2 separate regions of the Mus musculus genome follow, and region 2 is linked to region 1. A link is a loop called in an ENCODE intact Hi-C map of the cell type or tissue named here. Cell type or tissue: heart. All regions are shown on one strand. Links, peaks and the distances in the headings refer to the core of each region. The heading gives the core; the rest is flanking DNA.

What was found. Hi-C counts contacts between places; a loop is a spot of excess contacts. Peaks named below come from ENCODE experiments on the same cell type or tissue, not always from the same donor. Only the 100,000 strongest peaks of a DNase experiment are listed, where the experiment ranks them.
Region 2: a loop joins it to region 1, with 1.9 times the contacts of the local background. A loop is called at or near these places in 2 of 42 quality-filtered maps.

The regions. Positions count from the first base shown.
Region 1 is chr4:108,485,281-108,495,942 of GRCm38, reverse strand. It overlaps Tut4 (terminal uridylyl transferase 4), which reads right to left. Exons shown (of 31, transcript NM_175472.4): 4 at 9,326-9,489; 5 at 4,479-4,595; 6 at 616-793. Among named protein-coding and RNA genes, the nearest start is that of Gm23138, 7.4 kb to the left of the region's middle. In heart, for the core only: CTCF peaks have their summits at 4,272 (motif pointing right), 6,014 (motif pointing right) and 8,514 (motif pointing left); no DNase peak of the experiment used is centred there.
Region 2 is chr4:108,248,633-108,259,294 of GRCm38, reverse strand. It overlaps Zyg11b (zyg-ll family member B, cell cycle regulator), which reads left to right. Exons shown (of 14, transcript NM_001033634.3): 5 at 3,918-4,094; 6 at 7,079-7,143; 7 at 8,422-8,521; 8 at 8,750-8,800. Among named protein-coding and RNA genes, the nearest start is that of Zyg11a, 36 kb to the right of the region's middle. In heart, for the core only: a CTCF peak has its summit at 5,802 (motif pointing left); no DNase peak of the experiment used is centred there.

The sequences.
Region 1 (10,662 bases), core at 875-8,874:
CAAGGCCAGCCTAGTCTACAGAGTGAGTTTCAGGACAGCCAGGGCTACAAAGAGAAACCCTGCTCCCCCCCACCCTGGAAAAAAAATTTTATTTAATGATATCAGAATGTCTATACTGAAAATAACTGAACAAAACACTAAAATCCGCTTAAAAATCAATTGTACTTAGGGGTTGAAGATGGTTCATCAGTTAAGAACACCTGCTGCTCTTACAGTGGATCCAAGTTCTGTTCCCAGAACTCCACCAAGAGGTGCCCAACCATCTGTAACTTAAGCTCTGAAGGATCTGACACCTTCTTCTGGCTGCTGAAGGCACCTGGCACATGTGTAGCAAACATATACACATACACATTTTTATAATAAATCCCAGCAACCCAAGAACTTGGCCTCTGATTTGACACTTACATGCTCACGCATAAGCATATAAGCATTCACATAAACAAACAAAAAAATTGGCATACAAAAAGGTCATTCCTAACTCACTTAGATTCATCTATTCTTAAGAAGCAAGCAAAAAAAAAAAAAAAAGGAGGAATACATTGACTTTACCCTAATTCAAGAAGTAAAAGAATATTTTTGATTCTATGAAGTAAATATATAAAATGAATCTGGTACCTGGTAAAAATGTCATTATAACCTTTGACATTTCCTCCACAATGTCCTGGCGGATTCTGAGGTCATCATCTGTTATTCCTTGTTCTTTTGCTAACTCAACAACTGCAACACTTAAAGCAGCCAAGTGAGCAGAGGAAGGAGATGGAAGAGACCGAAGTTCACTCTCTTCTTGTTTTTCCTGTTAGTATAATGTTTCACAATAATAACAAAGTTTCCACTTTAATGTCCTTATACTTAAGAAATATTTACCTTCTGCACATGAGAAATAAAACATGCAATAAGTAAGTGAACCAAAGAAAAATTGTTGCTTTTAGGACAGGAATCAAGGATAAAAGGTACAGCAAGGGAGTTTACTAATAAGGTTTTTTTAACATAATTTTAATTTTTTAGGTTATAATTACATCATTTTATTAAATTTTAAAATCTGCTTTACAGCAAATATAGAAAGAGTTCAGTGGTTAAGAGTGTGGTCTGGGGCTGGAGAGATGGCTCAGCAGTTAAGAGCACCGACTGCTCTTCCAAAGGTCATGAGTTCAAATCCCAGCAACCACATGATGGCTCACAACCATCCTTAATGAGATCTGATGCCCTCTTCTGGGGTGGCTGAAGTCAGCTACAGTGTACTTATATATAATAAATAAATAAATCTTTAAAAAAAAAAAAAAGAGTGTGGTCTGCAGCCAGGAGGTGGTGGCACACACCTTTAATCCTAGCAGTTGGGAGACAGAGGCAGTTAGATTTCTAAGTTTGAAGCCAGCCTGGTCTACAGAGTGAGCTCCAAGATAGTCAGCTCTACACAGAGAAACTTTGTCTTTAAAAAAAACAAAGAAAAAAAACAAAAATCAGTTAACAAATTTTGTGAAGGACCCCACTTCAGTTCCCCAGTACCCATATCGAGCGGCTCACAACTGCTTTTATAACTCAATCTCCACGGGACCTGACACCCTCTCCTGGACTCTGCTGGCTCCCATAGGCAGCACTCACACAAAAGTAAATAAATAAATGAATAAATATCAAAAATAACAATTTTAAAAGAAAAACATTTTTTAAATTGTTCTACTGTACTATGAAGTATAATAAATTCTGGAAAACCTATATCAAAACTAACACAAAGGCTAATGATTCTGTAGCAGCTCTTAGGTATAACAGAAAGTTATCAATCATATCTAATCAATGCAGACAGTATCAAGTCAAATGGTTGTAAGAGTACTCCCTAACACACACACCACACACACACACACACCACACACACACACACACACACACACACACACACACACACACACCACACACACACACACACACCACACACACACACACACACACACACAATATTAGGTTTTACCACCAAACTATGAAAAAGTTTCTATGAGAATGCAGAGGACTATAACCCAGACTTTCTAGAAGATCAGGCAAGAGGACTCTCCCAGCAAAGTTATCTGAGCTGAGTCTTAGGCAATACATTAGGCAGTTTTTTGGTTTTGGTTTTTTCGAGACAGGGTTTCTCTGTATAGCCCTGGCTATCCTGAAGCTCACTCTGTAGACCAGGCTGGCCTCGAACTCAGAAATCCGCCTGCCTCTGCCTCCCGAGTGCTGGGATTAAAGGCTTGAGCCACCACGCCTGGCATATTATATTTTTTAAGAGAAAATTAAATAATATACCAATATACTTAGAAAAGTACTCCATTCAAATGTTTTTTGAGATATTAAAAAAATAATTTTGAAATTACAAGTTCTGAAGTAGAAAATTGGTAAGGATGTCTATGGTCTATACTTCTCAGTCTCATATCATGCCATTTCCTTCTAGTTCTTTCCTTCAATCTTACTGGATTCTTTCATGTCCTTACACATGTCCACTCTTCTATAGAGATCTTTCATTATGATGTTTTAATGTCCCACCTTACTATTTTGCTTTTTAAACTGCTATTTTAAAGTGCAGTTCAAAGATTATTTTCCAGGTATACTTCCCTGTTCTAGATCAAGAAAAAATATCCTTGTACATTTCCTTAGCACATTTCTCCCTCTAATAAGATGCACTATACCTAAACACTTATTTACCAATTACTAGGAAGGCCAAGAACACAAACCATGATTATCATATTCACCACTACTTACATGTAGTAAGTGGACAATAAATATCAAGCAGGTATGTGAGACAAGGTAGAAAGACAAGAAAAATTACATGAACGCAGGAGATGAAAAGAGCTCCTCGTCCCAGAGTCCACACAATAAATGTTCGCCATGAAGGCTACAGATATAGTCCTTTCATATTTTGTTAAAATAGCATGGAACAAGGTTGAAGGCATAAAGACCTGATCTTGGGAAGGACTTCATTCCTGGCTAGACATTTTCTGGAAATCTCAAGAAAGAAATAAAGAGAAATTAACTTTAAGATCCCTATAGGCTTTTATACCTTATCAATTTTAATCCTGTCAGGTACCCCACAGGAATCACCCTATAATCACATTTAGTCTCCACTAGCAATCTTTTGAAGACACAAAAGGTTCTGAAGACTCAAAACCCATTCAAATACTACATGTGACTGTTACAAAGATAATGAAGTGCTGCTCTTTGAAAACCCCACACCAATAAACTTGGGTATGCCTTACTTCCTAAGGCCTCCTTTTTCTTAACCTAGGTGATTAAAATCTACATTAAGACACAATGCAGAAGCCGGCCAGGAATAGTGTGCACCTTTAATCCCAGCCCTTAGGAGGCAGAGGTATCTCTTTGAGTTCAAAGCCAGCGTAGCCTACAGAGGAAGTTTCAGGACAGCCAGAGTTACACAAAGAACTCCTGTCTAAACAAAAGAAAAGTGTTTCTGAACATGGTGGTACACTCTCTAATCCTAGTTCTCAGGAAGCGAGTTAGGCCAGCCTCATCAACATAACCACATAAACCCTGTCTCAAACAAAGACTTTTAGGGGGAAAGGGAGATGGCTTAGTGGGTAAAGGACCCTCCCACCAAATCCTAACTATCTGAGTTTAATCCCAGAATCCAATGTAGGACAAAACTGATTCTTCCTGAAAGTTGTCCTCTGTCCTCCGAATGTATACTACTGCATGTGTGCCCATGTGCACAAAATAAATTATAATAAAAGTTAAGGAATTATCAAAATAAAGATGTCTTCCAGGGCTGGAAATAAAGCTTGGTAAACAAGTATGAGGACCTGAGTTCAGCTCCCAACACTCATCTAAAAAGTCAGTTGTGGAGTCAACAATGAGAGAGGAAGAACAAGACTTCCTGGCCGGAAGCCTAGCTCCAGGTTCAGACCATATCTCAAAGGAATAAGGCAGACAGAGACTGACAGAGCAGGACTCCCAAAGTCTTCCCATGACCTCAGTACAAGTCATTAACACCTTCATAAATACACACAACACAGTCTTTTAATAAATCCCAATCCTACTTCACACTGATTGTCCTGGAATTCCATTTTGAATTAAAGCCAAAGATCCAGTTTCCTTAAAAAATTAAGGGAACTCCTCATGCTACTGCAGAATGAAGCTGTGCCTTCTCTCTGCTGCTGCTGTTCAGAAAATGGACAAATTAACTATACCTGAGAGATTTAATTTTAATTTTATGATTCTTTCCTTTTAAAAAAAGATTTACTTATTTTATACATATGAGTACACTGTATGCTGTCTTCAGACATAACAGAAGAGGGCATCAGATCAATGCTCTTAACCTCCGAGTCATCTCACCAGCCCCAGATTCAGTTATCTTTAGCATGATTAAACTGGTACCTAGAAGGTTCCTTCTAATCACAGGAGATAAATTAATCACAGCTTTCAAGGCTATCACTTTAGTTATTAATATGCTTTTACAATTCAAATACTAAAGAACATTTTTAAAAGTAACTTACCAAAATATTTTTCTTATGTCGTTTTTCTTTTATATGTTTATGTGCTCCTTGGATGTTTTCAATGTGAATTAAGCAAAGTTTGCATAGATAGCGGCAATTGGTATATTCTGGTGACCGCTGAAGAAACAAGTTTAAAAACACATCTTTTCAGTAATCCAAGAAGTGATAGATTAGATAAGTGAACAATGTAATTATATAACCGCAACAGACAGGAAAGGCACTGAGGAACTGCTATGAAGCTCAGTGGTAGAACACATGCCTAGCATGTGCTAGGACTTCAGGTTAGACACCCACTAGCACCACAAGAAAGAAAACAAGAAAGCACTGCAAGAACACTGATGTTTAATAAGCAGTCAGAACTAATATACTCAAGATAATTAACGTTTTCAAGATAGCCATTATAGAATATCAAATACTAACTTCAAACTGTAGCACAAAAATGCTAAATAGGCTTACTACTACTTATCTAATATCATCTTGCTCCTTAAATCTTATTCCAATGTTGTTCTCAAAATCAATTTCAAACTTAATTTTTGGTCTTTATGAGTACTCTGAAAAATAAAATATACCCTTATGTTGAGATATGAAATGAATGGATCACATTATTGAAGACAATTTCCAAGACTGTATTCTAAAAATGTTCCAATCAATCACAGTATCATGAGAATAAACTGATATTCTCTTGAGGTAAATGCTCTGAAGGAACAACAATTTGGGCACGTTAAAATTCAAGTCACAATGCCTCCATGAGATCCAACTGTAAGGCATTTTCTCAATTAGTGATCAAGGGGGAAAGGCCCCTTGTGGGTGGGACCATCTCTGGGCTGGTAGTCTTGGTTCTATAAGAGACCAGGCTAAGCAAGCCAGGGGAAGCAAGCCAGTAAGTAACATCCCTCCATGGCCTCTGCATCAGCTCCTGTTCCCTGCCCTGCTTGAGTTCCAGTCCTGACTTCCCTGGTGATGAACAGCAGTATGGAAGAGTAAGCCAAATAAACCCTTTCCTTCCCTCCCCCCTCCAAAAAAATTACAAGTCACAGTACTTCACTCATGATTTTGTTTTCTCAAAATAATAAAATAAGTGGTTGAAGGTATCAGACACTATGCCAAATCCTTCATATATCAATTGTCATTTTAATTCTTAATAATCCAGTAAGATTAATATTTTTATTTTATAGATATAAAAACTATGAAGCTTGGAACTTCACACCAATTCAATAGTACTGAAGACATAATGAATTTCAGTTCATACGTATCTAAGTCCAAAGTCAACACTCCTTTACAGTAAAAATAACACCTATATGCATTAAATAAAAAGAAAGCTTTAAAATGCTAATTTTATATCACTCTTTCTATTGTCTTACATTAAAATTTCAGTAATATTTAGCATTTTGTTTCAGATTAATCTTCAATATTCAATGGAATGCCTGACAAAAGGGTTTTTTCATCTGGAAATATATATTTTTGGAGGGGGGAAATAAAGATTTATTTATTTATTTTATGCACGAGTACACTGTAGCTTTCTTCAGACACACCAGAAGAGGGCATCAGATCCCATTACAGATGGCTATGAGCCACCATGTGGTTGCAGGGAATTGAACTCAGAACCTCTGGAAGAGCAGTCTGGAAGAGCACTGAATCATCTCTCTAGCCCTATATATTCTTTTTAAATAAAAAGATTTTATTTATTCATATTCCATGTATGTTAGAATTTGGTTTAAAAGTATTTAAGTGCACTGCATGTATATGATGGCCCCAGAAGATAATGTCCAAGATCCTCTTAACTGAAATTACAGAGATGTTGTGAACCATAACGTGGGTGCTAAGAATTGAACTCAGGTCCTCTGTCAGAATAGCAAATGCTCTTAAAACACTAAGCCATCTCTACAGCCTCAATAAATGATATCCTTTAATAAGAAACCTGCATCAAATTTAGAAACAATCCTACCATAGACTACTAGAAACAAACTCAACATTTATAGAGCATTATTAACTTTTAAGACTGTTAAGTTTCTCTATTTTACTGACAAAGGATTTAAACCTCAAGTATTAAACTATTTCCCTGAGGCAATAAGCAAATAAATATACCGCTCTAATCTTTATTTTAAAAGAACCGTTTGTTTTCTAAGAACAGGAGTGAGACTGATTCAGAGTCATTAGCATATTGCAAATAATCCAGAAAGAGGTAACAAAAGTGGCAGAGTACTAAAAAGAGCTTAATTTGGGAAGTGAAAATAGATATACCTAATACCTAATAAAGCCATAAAGTATTGATGAGATCACTGAGGGAGTCGTTAAATCTGTGATTAAAATGCTAGTGGATAGACCATGTCTAGATTCTTTTAGTGGGGCAGGAGAAACCCAACTTCAGACAAAAACACTGAGTAAAAAGGAAGAAATACTAGGATGGTATTTCATTTTGGAATAAATATCATAGAGGCCTACTTCGATGTCTATATTTATGTAACAAAAAACAATTTTAAATGAATATAGACTAGCTAATCTTTATACTTGATTTTATGTCAAAAACTTCACTTACATTATCCTATTGAACACAACAGTTCTATGAGATAGGTGGTATGTATATATGTTCACACACATGTGTATTTGGGGAACCTCAGCTATTACTCCTCTCCTTCTATCTTGTTTGAGGCAGGGTGTGTTATTCACTATCATGTCTACTAAGCTAGCTGATTTGTGAGCTTCTAGATATTCTACTGTTACTACCACATCTAGTTTAATATGAATTTAGCAGACCTAAACTCTAATCCTTATGCTAGTGTGGTAGTCTCTTTATCCACTGAGCCATGATTCTGGTCCTAAGAAGGTGATGAAGAAACTATTAAGTTAAATAGTTAAGGGGCTAGAGAGATGTCTCACAGATTAAGAGCACTGTCTGCTCTTCAGAAGACCCAGGTTCGATTCCCAACACGCACATGGCAGCTCACAACTATCTTTCTTTACTCCAGTTCCAGGGGGTCTGATACCCTCTCCCAGACTCTGCAGGCACCAGGCATCTACATGATGCACACACACACAGATGCAGACAAAACACCTATGATACACTTTAAGTAAAAAGAAAGGGGGGAAAAATCCTTTAAAAAGGGCTAAATAGCATATTGTTTCCTACCAGTAAGTGACAGTGGTAAACCAAATGACTCCAAAATCCACCTGCTTTACTATATGCATATTAACTCTAATTATGGACCAACTGTTATACAGTAATAAATAAAATACAAAACGGGACAAGTGTTCTCACAAGGATTTCTTTCATCAATCTAGGTATTTTGCTTTTCTAAACTATATAAAATCATACTATTACCTTCATTCCTTTCTTATTTGAAAATAATGTCCTACCTTTTTGTATACATATTTATAAACTTCATAAGTACATATTTCTCTGCAGTTTGGTTTTTGATTTTTTCAATATCTAGTGGTGTTTTTATTGCTTAACCTATGAATGTGTTTCCAGGTTAAAAAATTAATTAGCACTACACATGTAAAAACAAAAAAACAAAAGAATAGTTTCTTATTTCTAATATTCAGTAAAAGGAGAAAAAGAATTTAACAATATGTATAATAATATAAACTAGTATTTAATAATTTATTTTCATCCATCTGAATAACTGAATAAATTGTGGGGGGGACGACTAAATCTAAGGTCTTTTGCTTGCTAGGCAAATGCTTTGCTATGAACTCCATTTCAAGCTAGACTTTTAACTTCTAATGGAAAGTCACAGCCACTTTAATCAGCACACACCTAGCGTCTGGCACTGCTGTGCCATGTGACAAGCACTCCATATTTACTAAGGGAAGGAGTAAATAACCAGTCAGCAACTCATTTTAAATCAACCCAAGTAGCATTTTAGTAAATATTTTAAGCTTTGGAAAATAGTAAACATAGGGAATGAAGAGATGAGTCAATAGTTAAAGAGTGTATACTGCTCTTCCAGAAGACCCAAGTTAGTTCCCAGACTCCATAGGGCATCTCACAGCCATGTGTAACTCTGGCTCCATCAGATGCCCTCTTCTGGCTTCCAAGGGAACCTACACTCACATGCACATATCCCATACAAATAATACACACATACATATAATTAGAAATGTAAATAAATATTTTTTAACAATAAGAAAAACAGTAAATACTAGAAAGGCATGACCATTCATTCATACAATCACAACACTCAGGAACCTTTATGAGGTACAGCCTAGGCTACAGTCATAAAAGGCAAACAACAGGGAATGGAAGGGAAGGAAAATGCAAAGGAAAAGGAAGAAAAGGAAAATAAAAGAGAAGGAGGGGAAAAGAAAGATAACAGTAAATATTTTAAGCAAGCCAAATGGTCTCCAGTCAACTTTGCCATCATAGCACGGAAGCAGCCATAGATAATATATTAAAAAAATGAGTATGGCTGTGTCTCAGTAACTATTTACAAAAAAAGGAAGTAAAATATATCTCCATATTCAAACAAAACCAAGCGATAGATCATAGTTTGTTAATGCCTACAATAAATAAAAGTCAACTTATGCCAGGTGTGATGGCCCACCTTTAATCTCAGCAATCAGGAGGCAGAGGTAAGTAGATCTCTGAGCTCATAGCCCACCTGGTCTACATAGTGAGTTCCAGACCAGCCAAGACTACACAATAAGACTGTTTCTCAAAAAGAGCAAAAAACCAACAAACAAAAAAGAGGTGATTTTACAAGGACATTGGCTGACTGGGGGTGGAGTGTTGCCTAAGAGACCAGAATACTATGTGTCTCATCATTAAAAATGATACAAAGTGTTAAGTGTAGGAAAAGTCATAAAGCATATATTTCTCCCTCAGTAACTAACATAGCATAGCATACTTTTTCAAGTCGGAAGATGTGATCTCTTTCTAGACGTTCTTCTGCTTGTTTCAAGCCTAGCCTCTGCTCAGGTGTCAAAGCAGATTCATCTATTACAGTGGCATTTTCTAAATAGTCCATCTCAGAAGAATTTTCTTTGTTAGATTCCTCACTCTTCATTTTACCTACAAAGGAAGCAATCAGTTATATCATCATTAAATAAATTATCATCATTAAAAATGATAAAACAATAAACACTTAACTATGGGGGTAAACTCTTTCTGTATACATTACTTGGTTGTACAAGCTGTTAGTTTATGTTAAATAAAATATATGCATGGTAAGCTCATGAGATGGCTGAGAAGGCTTGGCCAGGCCACTAAGCCTGATGACCTAAATTCAATCCCCAGAATTCATATCCAGATATGTACTCCATGTGCACACCCATACATAAAATAAATGAATAAATGTAATCCTTTTAAAAAGCAGTGCTAGCCAAGTGGTGGTGGTAAACACCTTTAATCCCAATACTCAGGAGGCAGAATAGATCCCTGTGAGCTCGAGGCCAGCCTGGTCTTCAGAACAATTTCCAGGACATCTAGCTACACAGTGAAATCCTGTCTTAATAAAAAACAAAAACAAAAACCAAAAAAAAAAAAAAAAAAAGGAATACTAAGGGACTAAAGAGATGGATGGCTGAGCAATTGAGCACATCGGTGGTAGGCAAGCATGATAATATCCCCCCTTACTCTCAGCAATGGGTAGGCAAAGGCAGACACATCTAACTTCAAAGCCAATTTGGTCTACATGGTGAATCACACAACAGCCAGAGCTACATAGAGAGACCCTGTCAAGGAAAAAAAATAAAAGAAAAATAACATAAAATAAAAGCAGCACTGGCTGCTTTTCAAGGTTCTATTTCTAGCACCTACATGACAGCTTAAAACTATCTGTAACTCCAGTCCTAGGGATCTGATGCCTTCTTCTGGCCTCCATTAACACCAAGTCAACCAGGTCTAAATAGCAATCTTCTAAGAGATCCAAGGCTACAAAGCAAGACCCTACATCAAAAATAGGGTATATACTAGTCTTCCAGAGAAACAGATTTTGACTCCCAATACCCACACCACCTATAATACCAGCTCTAAGAGATCAAAGGCTTCCTTAGACACCCACACTCGGACGCACATACCAATATAGACATATACACAATTACAAATAAAATAGGGGTGGAAAAATAGCTCAGTGCTTAAGAGCACTTAAAGCTCTTGTAGAAAACCCAGGTTTGATTACTAGCACCCATAACAGGTAAATTTCCAAAGAATCTGATGCTCTCTAACCTCCACAGATAACTATCT
Region 2 (10,662 bases), core at 1,316-9,315, 240 kb after region 1:
TGGAGACAGGGGATTACTAGGGCTTGCTGCTACCAGGTTAGGTCCATAAGGTGGAATGTGACACAACAGGGCAACCAGTTCTCTCCTCTGGTCTCCACATCTCCATATCTACACACACATGTGCACACACACCACTCACACACATCCCCAAAATAAATGTAGCTCAATTGGTAGAGTCTTGCCTAGGATGCATGGCACCATAGTTTTAATCCCTAGCACTGTATAAACTGGGCATGGTGGCACATGCCTGTAGTTCCAGTACTTGGGAGATGGGGACAAGGAGAATCAGAAGGTCAAGGGCATCCTTGACCATACAGTAAGTTGAAGGAAAGCCTCTGCTATATGAGACTAAGGAAAAAATACCCATTAAGCTAGGTACAACACATACCCTTTAATCCCAACACTCAGGAAACAGAAGTTAATGGATCTTTGCAAATTTGGGGCCACCGTAGTCTGGATAGTGAATTTTAGGTCAGCTAGGGCTACATAGTGAGACCTTGTCATAAAAAAAAAAAAAGTTCCATTAATGTAGCTCTGGATATGTAACCCACTGTTAACAGTCCTGTCTTGCATATGTGTGGTCCTGGGTTCAATCCTTAGCATGACGCAGAAACAGGAGTGTTGTGGGGGAACAGTGAGCCCCCTCAGCAAGGAAAGGAGCTGCTGCCAAACATGGGGAACCGGGTTTAGTCCCCAGAGTTTAGTCCACCTCAACATGGTAGAAGGAGAGAATTGACTGCCAAAAGTTGTCCTCTGATTTCTAGGTACACACATGCATGCACCCCCCACATACACACACCACACACACCCTTAAACACACACACACACACAAGTATCTTCACCTGAACATGGGGGCATCAAGCTGTAACTTCAGGATTCAGGAGGCTGAGGCAGAAGGTTTACCAGTTAGAACCCCAGTGAGCTATATTGCAAGTGTGAGAACAGCCTAGGCTTCCTAAGGAGAGCTTTGAGGCTGGGGAGAGGGCTCAGTAGTTAGAGCACAAGTTGCAAGACTTGGGAGTCTTGAAGTCTCCCAAGTTTGATTCTCAGCACCTACATGATGGCTTATAGCTATCCATAGCTCTAGTTCCAGGTAATCCAACACGCGTGCATGTGCCGCACATATATCCATATACATAAAAGTAAGCCCAAAAATTAAAAGGAAAAGTAAGGAGTCTTTGTCTTAATAAACATTTAAAGTCTAGTGTGGGCATTTGTCCTTAACCCTGGCACTTGTGAGACAGAGGCAAGCAGATCTCTTTGAGTTTGATACTAGCCTTGTCTATAAATTGAGTTCTAGGCTGGCCACGGCTATGTCGAGAGACCCTGTCTCAAGAAAGAGAGGTTGGGTAGTTGGAAAAGCATATTTGCTGCACCAATGTATAGCTTAGTGGTAGAAAACACTTTTTTTTTATCTCTGGCACAAATATTCATAAATAATAATAACCAACATATTTATTTATTTATAGATAGATTTATTTATTTATTTATTTATTTATTTATTTATTTATTTATTTATTATATGTAAGTACACTGTAGCTGTCTTCAGACACTCCAGAAGGGAGAGTCAGATCTTGTTACAGATGGTTATGAGCCATCATGTAGTTGCTGGGATTTGAACTCCGGACCTTCGGAAGAGCAGTCGGGTGCTCTTACCCACTGAGCCATCTCACCAGCCCAACCAACATATTTATGAACACACAAAATTTAAATTTGGTGGACTGGTGAGATGGCTCAGTGGTTAAGAGCACTGACTGCTCTTCTGAAGGTCCTGAGTTCAAATCCCAGCAACCACATGGTGGCTCACAACCACCCGTAATGAGATCTGACATCCTCTTCTGGTGCATCTGAAGACAGTTTAGATATAATAATAAAGAAATCTTTAGGCCGGAGCAAGCAGGTTGACTGGAGTGAGCAACCTTCATTTCCAGCAACCACATGATGGCTCAGAACTATCAGTACAACTACAGTGTACTCAAATACATATAAATACATACATACATACATACATACATACATACATCTTTAAAAAAATTAAATTTGGTAAGGCTACGTGGGCCTTAGAGATCTATATGTATATATTTTCTATACCTTATGTAGATTCAGCTTTGAAATCTAGTGAGTGTAAGACTTTATTTTGTATTTCATTTAGTAGCCAAAATCTGAAGAGGTGGATTTTATCTTCCATTTTACAGATTGTGAAACTGAGGGCCTTTGAGGTTAATAAACAATAAGTCAGAGCCAGAACTGACTTGATCTCCTAAATATATTAAATATTCCAGTGGAGTTCTCAGATAGGAACTGTAACATTTTATTTTTGTCACGAATACCTGTCACTCTGTATAAACCGGAAGAGGCTGGTGCTTGTTTTGTCTTTTTCCTTCCAGTTTCCCTCCCCCCTCCCCTCCTCTCCCCTCCCCTTCCTTTCTTTCTTTCGTTGGTTCGTTCGTTCATTCGTTCATATTTACTTACATACTTATTTACTTATAGGATTTCTCTGTGTAGCTATGGCTGTCCTGGAATTCTCTGTGTAGACCAGGCTGGCTTCAAACTCAGAGATCCTCCTGCCTCTGCCTCCTGAGTGCTGGGACTAAAAGCTGGCATTAAATCAGCTCCAGCTTTGATTTTTATAAAACTGAGCACAAAGGACTAGATCTCCAGCCCTGATTTGAAATATTCACTAACTTACTTAGAGATTAAAGATTAAAGCTCATTCATAGTTTTGCTGTAAAAGAAAGCTAAGAGGAAAAATGGCAGTTGATTCAGCTGATTAAGGAAATAGAATTAAAGGACAGTTTTGGTTTTATTTAGACCGGATCTTTCTATATCATCTGGTTTGGCCTCAAACTTAACAATCTTCCTGCCTCCGACTCCTCAGTGCTGGAAGTGCAGGCATGTGCAGTGCCCCTCCCCCTTTAAACTAAGTAAAAGAAGAGTAGTATTGTAAATTTTTAAATGGATTTTTAAAATGACACAGAAGTAATCACTTCCTTGAGTAGGCAGACACGGAAATGATCTGTATATCCATGGAGAAATCAACTGTCGAGAGGATGACAAAAGGTCATTTATGGGTGGGCAAGGAGACGTGCATTGTCTGTGTCCTGGGGCGAAGACTACATGGGGTAGCTAGAATCCGAAGTTCTTGTCTAGTTAGTTCAGTTTCTTAGTGTGGTGGAAAGCTAGGTTTTCCAGGGCTGGCGAGAAGGCTCAGTGATTGATTAAGAGTATTTGCCAGTGACTCACAACTGCCTGTATCCAAGGGATCCAATACCATCTTCTGGCTTCTGGGGGTATATACACACATAAGTAAACAAATAATTAGCTGGGCGAGGTGGCGCACGCCTTTGATCCCAGCACCACTCAGGAGGCAGAGGCAGGCGGATTTCTGAGTTCGAGGCCAGCCTGGTCTACAACGTGAGTTCCAGGACAGAGAAACCCTGTCTCGAAAAACCTAAAAAAAAAAAAAAATTGGGGTTTGTTTGTTTGTTTGTTTGTTTGTTTGTTTGTTTTAGAGAAAGGGCTTCCCTGTGTAGTCCTGGCTGCCCTGGACCTCAGCCTGTAGACCAATCTGCCCTTAAGCTCACAGAGATCAGCCTGCCTCTGCTTCTTGAGTGCTGGAATTAAAGGTGGGCTCACCACTGCCCAGCTATGAAATACATTTTAAAGAAAATTAAGAACTGAAGAATGGGGAGGACTCTAGAGGGGAAAGAAGATAAGTGAACAATGGTTTTCTTGTCAGGGAGAGGATGTGTTTTATTGCATCTGGCTGGCAGCACTGTCACGGAAGGGACTGGCAACTGAGAGTGATAATGCCCTAGGCTCTTTACATTCGAACATGCTTTTAAAGTTACTCTGTGGTGAGGGTTTGTATTTATGAGGTGAATCTAAAGGACTAATTGACTTTTTTGTGTTTTCAGCTTGTGGTTACTGGGATGAGAAACCACCCAATGAATTTGCCCGTGCAGCTGGCTGCAAGTGCCTGTGTGTTTAACTTAACTAAGCAGGACCTTGCTTTAGGCATGCCTGTCCGGCTCCTCGCTGATGTGACCCATTTGCTGCTCAAGGCCATGGAACATTTTCCTAATCACCAACAGGTGAGCACCCTCAATTCCCACTCAGGGGGTCCTGGGTTCTTCTTTCCTGCCTCCTGCTTCTGCAGAGTCGAGTTTAATAAATCAGGTCTTTTGTTTGTTGTTGGTTTGCTTGCTCTTGAACTCCTGATCCTCTCAAATCCATTTCCAACGTCCAGAGATTAGGCATGTACCACCATGCCAGAATTAAAACTTATGGGGGTTCTAGGCGTGGTGGTCTTTTCCTTCAATCTTAGCGTTTGGAAATCAGAGAGACTGGTGGATTTCTATAAGTTTGAGGGTAGCCTGGTCTTGGAGCAGCCAGAGCTACATAGAGAAAACAATACCAAGGGCTGGAAAGATAGCTATGTGGTTAAGAGCACTGACTGTTCTTCCAGAGGTTCTGAGTTCAATTCCCAGCAACTACACAGTGGCTCACAACCATCTGTAATGGGATCTGATGCCCTTTTTTTTGGTGTGTGTGAAGATTGTAATAGTATAATCACATACATAAAATAAATAAGTCTAAAAAACAAAACAAACAAAACCAAAAACACATTGGTGTATTTCACAAAGGAAAACTGAGAAAAATTAGAATAAAAGATTAGGAAGTAAAGGTATGGAAAATAATGTGCTAAGAATCAAACCCAGGCCTTGGCTGATGTTAGGCAAGCACTCTTGACACTAAGCTGCAACTTCAGCTAGATTTCTTTTGGAGATAGGAAAACATGCTAAAACTGGGCAAGAGATGTAGCTCAATTGGGAGACTGTTTGCCTAGCATACACATTCACTTATGGGCTCAGCTGGACTACAGGAGACTCAAAAAAAAAAAAGAAGAGAAGAGAAGAGCAACTGTAATAAATAAACGTAACTGGTGATAGGTGCATAGGCTAAAATTCACACATAACGGGAATTGTATATTATGTGAATTATGTCTTGATAAGTCTGTGATATAGTTCAAAAGAACCTGTGTAAATACTATGCTAATTTTTAAAAAGAACCAGTATAAATACATAAACCAGTATAAATACTATGCAATACAACCAATTAGAAGCACCAAATAATTATCAGTCTGGGGTTAGTCATACACCAGAATACTTAAAAACAGTAATGAAGCCGGGCGGTGGTGGCGGAACTGAAGGAAGAAGGGTTTTCTGTGGATTATTCTTTGAGGTTACAGTCCATTGTTGTGGGGATATCACAGCAGCAGGAGAAGAGGGCTGGCTGGTCACATCCCATCAGTAGTCAAGTAATGGTGGTTTCTAGTGTTTAGCACACCTTTTCCACTTATACAATTCATGATCCTAGTTTAGAGGATGGTACCACCCACAGTGGTTGACTCTTCTCACCTCAATTAACCTAATCAAGATAACCCCTCAGAGATGCTCAGAGGCCCATTCTTCAGGTGATTCTAAATCTACCAAATTAACAATTAACCATCATAGTAAGAGACCCTGTGACTTTGACTCAATGTGAAGAATAATAGTGGAAGATTACCAGTGTACCTCTGACTTCCACATGCTCATACACATCATACCGGTAACACATGCACTCCACAGATAAATTGCTTTAAATGAGAACATTTAATATTGCTTAATTTCTGGGGCTAGTGGTTTAGAGCACTTGCTGCTCTTTCAGAGGATCTCCATGAGTTCCGAGCACCTGCATGGCAGCCGGCAGTCACCTGCAACTCCGGCTCCTCGGGGAGTCTGCTGTCCTCTTCTGGTCTGTGCAGGCGTTGCATAGACATGGGACACATGGCATTTCAGAGTTTGAATTTTCATATTTTTCTACTCAACTGGTAAAGTCCATGCCAATGTTCCCAAATCTAATCCTTGTCCATCTGACACTCTTGTCAAGCTACTTGGCCTTAGGATGACCTTCCTATTCCCATAATAGGTCCACTGCTTTTCTTAACCATTTTTCAAGATATTGGCTCCAACATAGCCTGCTCTTTGAAATCTTGTCTTACACTAAGGGCTCTGAAGTCTGTTTTCTCTGCTTCCAGACATTTTAGATAGGGAGTGCTGCACTGCTGGGCACTCGAGAGAGGTAGTCAGGACAGTTGAAAACCAGGCAGGCTTCCTGAGGGATGAAATACCTGAGCCTAGTACTGGAGCCTCAGAGTATAGCTCAGTTGAGAGTGCTTGCTGTGACTATACAAAGCCTAGGGTCCCTAGCTTGCCTGTGATGCTAGCATTCGAGAGGTGAAAGTGGGAAGATTAAAGGTTCAGAGTCATCCTCAGCTGCGCGGGGAGTCACAGCCCAGCACAGGTGGGGGCGAGCGGGGAGGGCTAGAGAGCTGGCTTAGAGAGTTTAAGACTTGCTCTTACAGAGGACCCAGGATTGGATCCCAGTACCAACACAGCCTTCCAGGGAGCCATTGCTGTCTCTGCACATACCAGGCATACATGTTGTGAGCATATATACACACAGGCAAAATGCTCATAAAATAAATAAATAAATAAATACTTTTTAAAGTTAAAGGCCTTACAAAGATCATAATAATGTACTAATATAAAACTTGAATTGAATCACCATGTTTGAAAGTACAAAGTTTTCTGAAAATAATCAACTTTTTGATAGCAATTATAAAGAACTGACTTAAAGATCAAAATTTTGGTTAGGTGTGACAGTACACACTTTTAGTTCCAGCACTTGGGAGGCAGAGACAGGTTGATCTTTGGTAATTCGAGGCCAGCCTGGTCTACATAGCAAGTTAGGGACAGCCAAAGCTGTATAATAGAGATTTTTGTCTTAAACCAAGACAAAAGATTAATGCTTTTTCAAGATTTAAAAACAGTAGCTGGGGCTAGGGTGGAGCGTAGTTGAGTGTGTGGCGTGCAGTCCTGAGTCCCGAGCTCAGTCTCCTGCACTCGGCATGTGTACACCTTCCTCACACACATTCAGACATTTAAAAAAAAAAAAGACTGACTTTGGCTAAAAGATAACAAAATGATGTTCTATTCAGGATGGGTTTTTTCACTCTCTCCTTTTTATTCTTTAGTTACAGAAGAATTGCCTCCTCTCACTTTGCAGTGACCGGATTCTTCAAGATGTTCCATTTAATAGGCAAGTATAGCTTAACCCCCTGAGTCCAGTCCTGGGACCCATATGGTAGAAAGAGAGGTGATGCCTTCACATTGTCCTCTAAGGTCCACATGCATGCTGTGCGAGAGCATGCTTGTCTGTGTACACTCACACTTAGATATCTAAGTTTAAAAGGTTTGAGCAGACTGCAATACTAAATACTAAAATTATTTCACTGTTGAAGATAAAATGCCAGTATTTTTACATTTTGTGTGTGTGTGTGTGTTTAATACGTGTTTGCACAACATGCATGTGTTATCAGTGTGAATACCAGAGGCTGACATTGGGTTTCTTCCTCAATCGCTCCTCACTTTATTTTTCTGAGACAGGGTCTCTCACTGAACCTGGAGTTCACGGAATGGGCTAGACTGGCTGGCCATCAAGTCCCAGGGATCCTCCTGTCTCTGCCTCCCCAGAGTTAAGATTGCAGGTATGCTCTGCCATGCCGAGCTCTTTTACATGGTTGCTGGGGATTTGACTCAGGGCCGCTTGTGTGCACAGTGAGCGCATTACCAGCCGAGCCTTCTTCTCAGCCCCCATGCTCCTGTGTCTCCACCATTGCTCTCATTGTGATGAGCGCAGTGGTGCAGGCCTAGAATCTGCCTGGAAATTTAGCGAGACTCTGTCACAAAATAAAAACAAGGAGCCAGGTGTGTGTGGTAGCAAATACCAGTAATGCCAGCACGTGGAAGATGGAGGCAAGAAGATTCTCAGTTCAAAATCATCTTTGACTGTATACAGAGTTTGAGGACAGCCTGAGCTACATGAGACCCTGTCTCAAAAAAGACATAAATATGGGCTGGCAAGATGGCTTAACTGGTAAAAGTTTTCATAAAAGCCTGACCACCTGAGTTCAAACCCTAGAACCCACAGAGGAAGGAAAGAACTAATTCTCAGAAGTTGTCCTCTGATAGCTGCAGTAAATAGAGCATGCGTACACTGCACATCATACACAAACACACACTACTAGCAAGTAAAATAAAAATAATAGCCAATATAAGTAAATAAAATAAGATAAAAGGCTAGGGATATAGCTCTGTGGTAGAGCATTGACCTAGACAAGGCCCTGGATCCAATCCCCAGCACAGGAAAGAATAGAAAGGCAACATTTCCAAAACACTAACGCGTGATTTGTAGTCTCTTTCACTAAGAGGAATTCCCTTTCCTTCCCACGTCCCAAGTTGCACCATCGACCCACATCTGGCTCCCTGAAGCCATGCCTAGACCTCCACTATTGAGGAAACCCTCTTGTGTTTTCAGGTTTGAAGCAGCCAAGCTTGTCATGCAGTGGCTTTGCAACCACGAAGATCAGAACATGCAACGCATGGCCGTGGCTATCATTTCCATCCTGGCCGCCAAGGTACCTGAACTGTGCTGAGTGATTTCCTAGAGGAAGTTACTACCGCCCACATTGGGGCCCGTGCCAGAAAAGCACCTCTTTGCTGGCCTCCCTGTTAACTGTGATAAATATTGCCAAATTGGAGGTTGATGAGCTTTCAGTCTGGCCGTGGAGGCTGTTACGGCAGTCTGTAGTAAACTCACACCAGTTAATTCTTCGACATTTACTTTATCTTGTATTTGCTTCCAGCTCTCTACAGAACAAACTGCACAGCTTGGTGCTGAGCTCTTCATTGTCAGGGTAAGTTTACTGGCCCTTGATTTAGGCCACTACATAGTGTTTGCTTTTCATATTGAAGTAAATTTGTTTTATGTATATGAGTGCTTCGATCCCATGTATGTCTGTAACATGTAGAAGTGGCCTGGTGCTTGTGGAGGCCAGAAAAGCACATAGAGTCCCATGTGACTAGAGTTACAGATGGTTATGAGCTGCCATGTGGGTGCTGAGAACTAAACCCAGGGCCTCTTGAGAGCCCAAGTGTTCTTAGTCACTGAGCCATCTCTCTAGTCCCTGCTAGTTTAGTCCTCTCCTCTCCCCTCATGTCCCCTCCTCCCCTCCCCTCCCCTCCCCTCCCCTCCCCTCCCCTCCCCTCCCGTCCCTTCTCTCCTCCTCTCCTCCCCTTCCCTCACTCCCCTCCCCTCCTGACCAGGAGTAGTATGGTATATCTTTTGTGAGTGGGTATGGCTATTAAGTATGTGTTCCTGGGGGTCTAAGCCAGGGAGGGCTTCACACATGCTGAGTCAGCTTTCTATTGAAGAACCACCCCTGTTCCTGCCTATCTCTCTCTATATTTTAATTAATTTACTTTTATTCTTTGTTTGTGTGCTTTGTGTATATGAGTGTTTTCTCTGTATGTACATTTGCATACCAGAAGAGGGCATCAGATCCTGTGGGAGTACAGTTATAAATGTTTGTGAGCCACCATTGTAGGTGCTGAGAACTGGACTTAGGACTTCCAGGAGAGTAGCCATGCTCAGACATCTCTCTCTCTAGCCCCTTCACTTTTTCTAAGTGATAGTATTCAACTTTTTAAAAAATGTATTTGTAGAGCTAGGGATTGGTGCATATGCCAGGCAGATGTTCCACCTCCAAGCCTTGTGTTTTTTTTTCCATTTTATATATTTATGTATTTTTATGTGTATGAGTCTTTTGTCCACATGTATGGATGTGTACCATGGGAATGCCTGGTGCACGCAGAGACCAGCAGATGGCAGATAGTCTGAAACTGGAGTTATGGGTGTTGTGAGCCACCATGTGGATGCTAAGAGTCAAATCCATGTCTTCTGCAAAAACAACAAATACCCTTTAAACATTGAGCCATTTCTCCAGGCTCAAATCTATTTTTTTTAAATGCTGTTTTAGTCCTTGACAGATGCAGACAGCCATGAACTAGTCGTCAGTCAGTAAGCTCGGGTTAAGAACACTTGGCGCTCTTGCAGACGACCTGGGTTCCTTTCAAGCTCCCAGCCTGAGTGGCCTACAGTCACCTCAGTTCTCCTTGCAGGGGAGCCAATGCTCCTGTAGCCTGTGCAGCTACTCACACATGGTTCGTAGTCATGCGTGCAGGCACACACACACGCACGACTACGAAGCATGTTAATGTTATTGTAAGTCAAAATAAAAAGACCCATTTCAGATCCAATCGTGGTGGTACATGTCTTCATCTCAGCACTTGGGAGACAGAGGCAAGTCGATCTCTCCAGTTAAGGCCAGACTAGGCTACAGAGTGAATTCTAGGCTAGGCAGGGCTACTTAATGAGGCCTTGTCTAAAAATGCAGAGGTAGAGGGCTTTTACGAACTATGTAGATATTCCAGTAATTTTGGGTGAAAGTACATTAAAATATTTTAAGAAAGTAGTCTACTTAATATGTTACATATAACCAGAGTTAATAGTAATGATGATAATAGCTATTTTCGTTGTTTTGAGATTGAACCCAGAACCTGGCGCATGTTATTCTCAAGAGCTGGAAGTAAAGGTGTGCCCTTTCACAAAGACTGTATTTCTTAGGCTAGTTATATAGACATAGCTTATAATAAGACATGTCAAAGCTATTATTATCTTAATACCCAGTGTAGACTTCAATTCTGTTATCATTGTGTA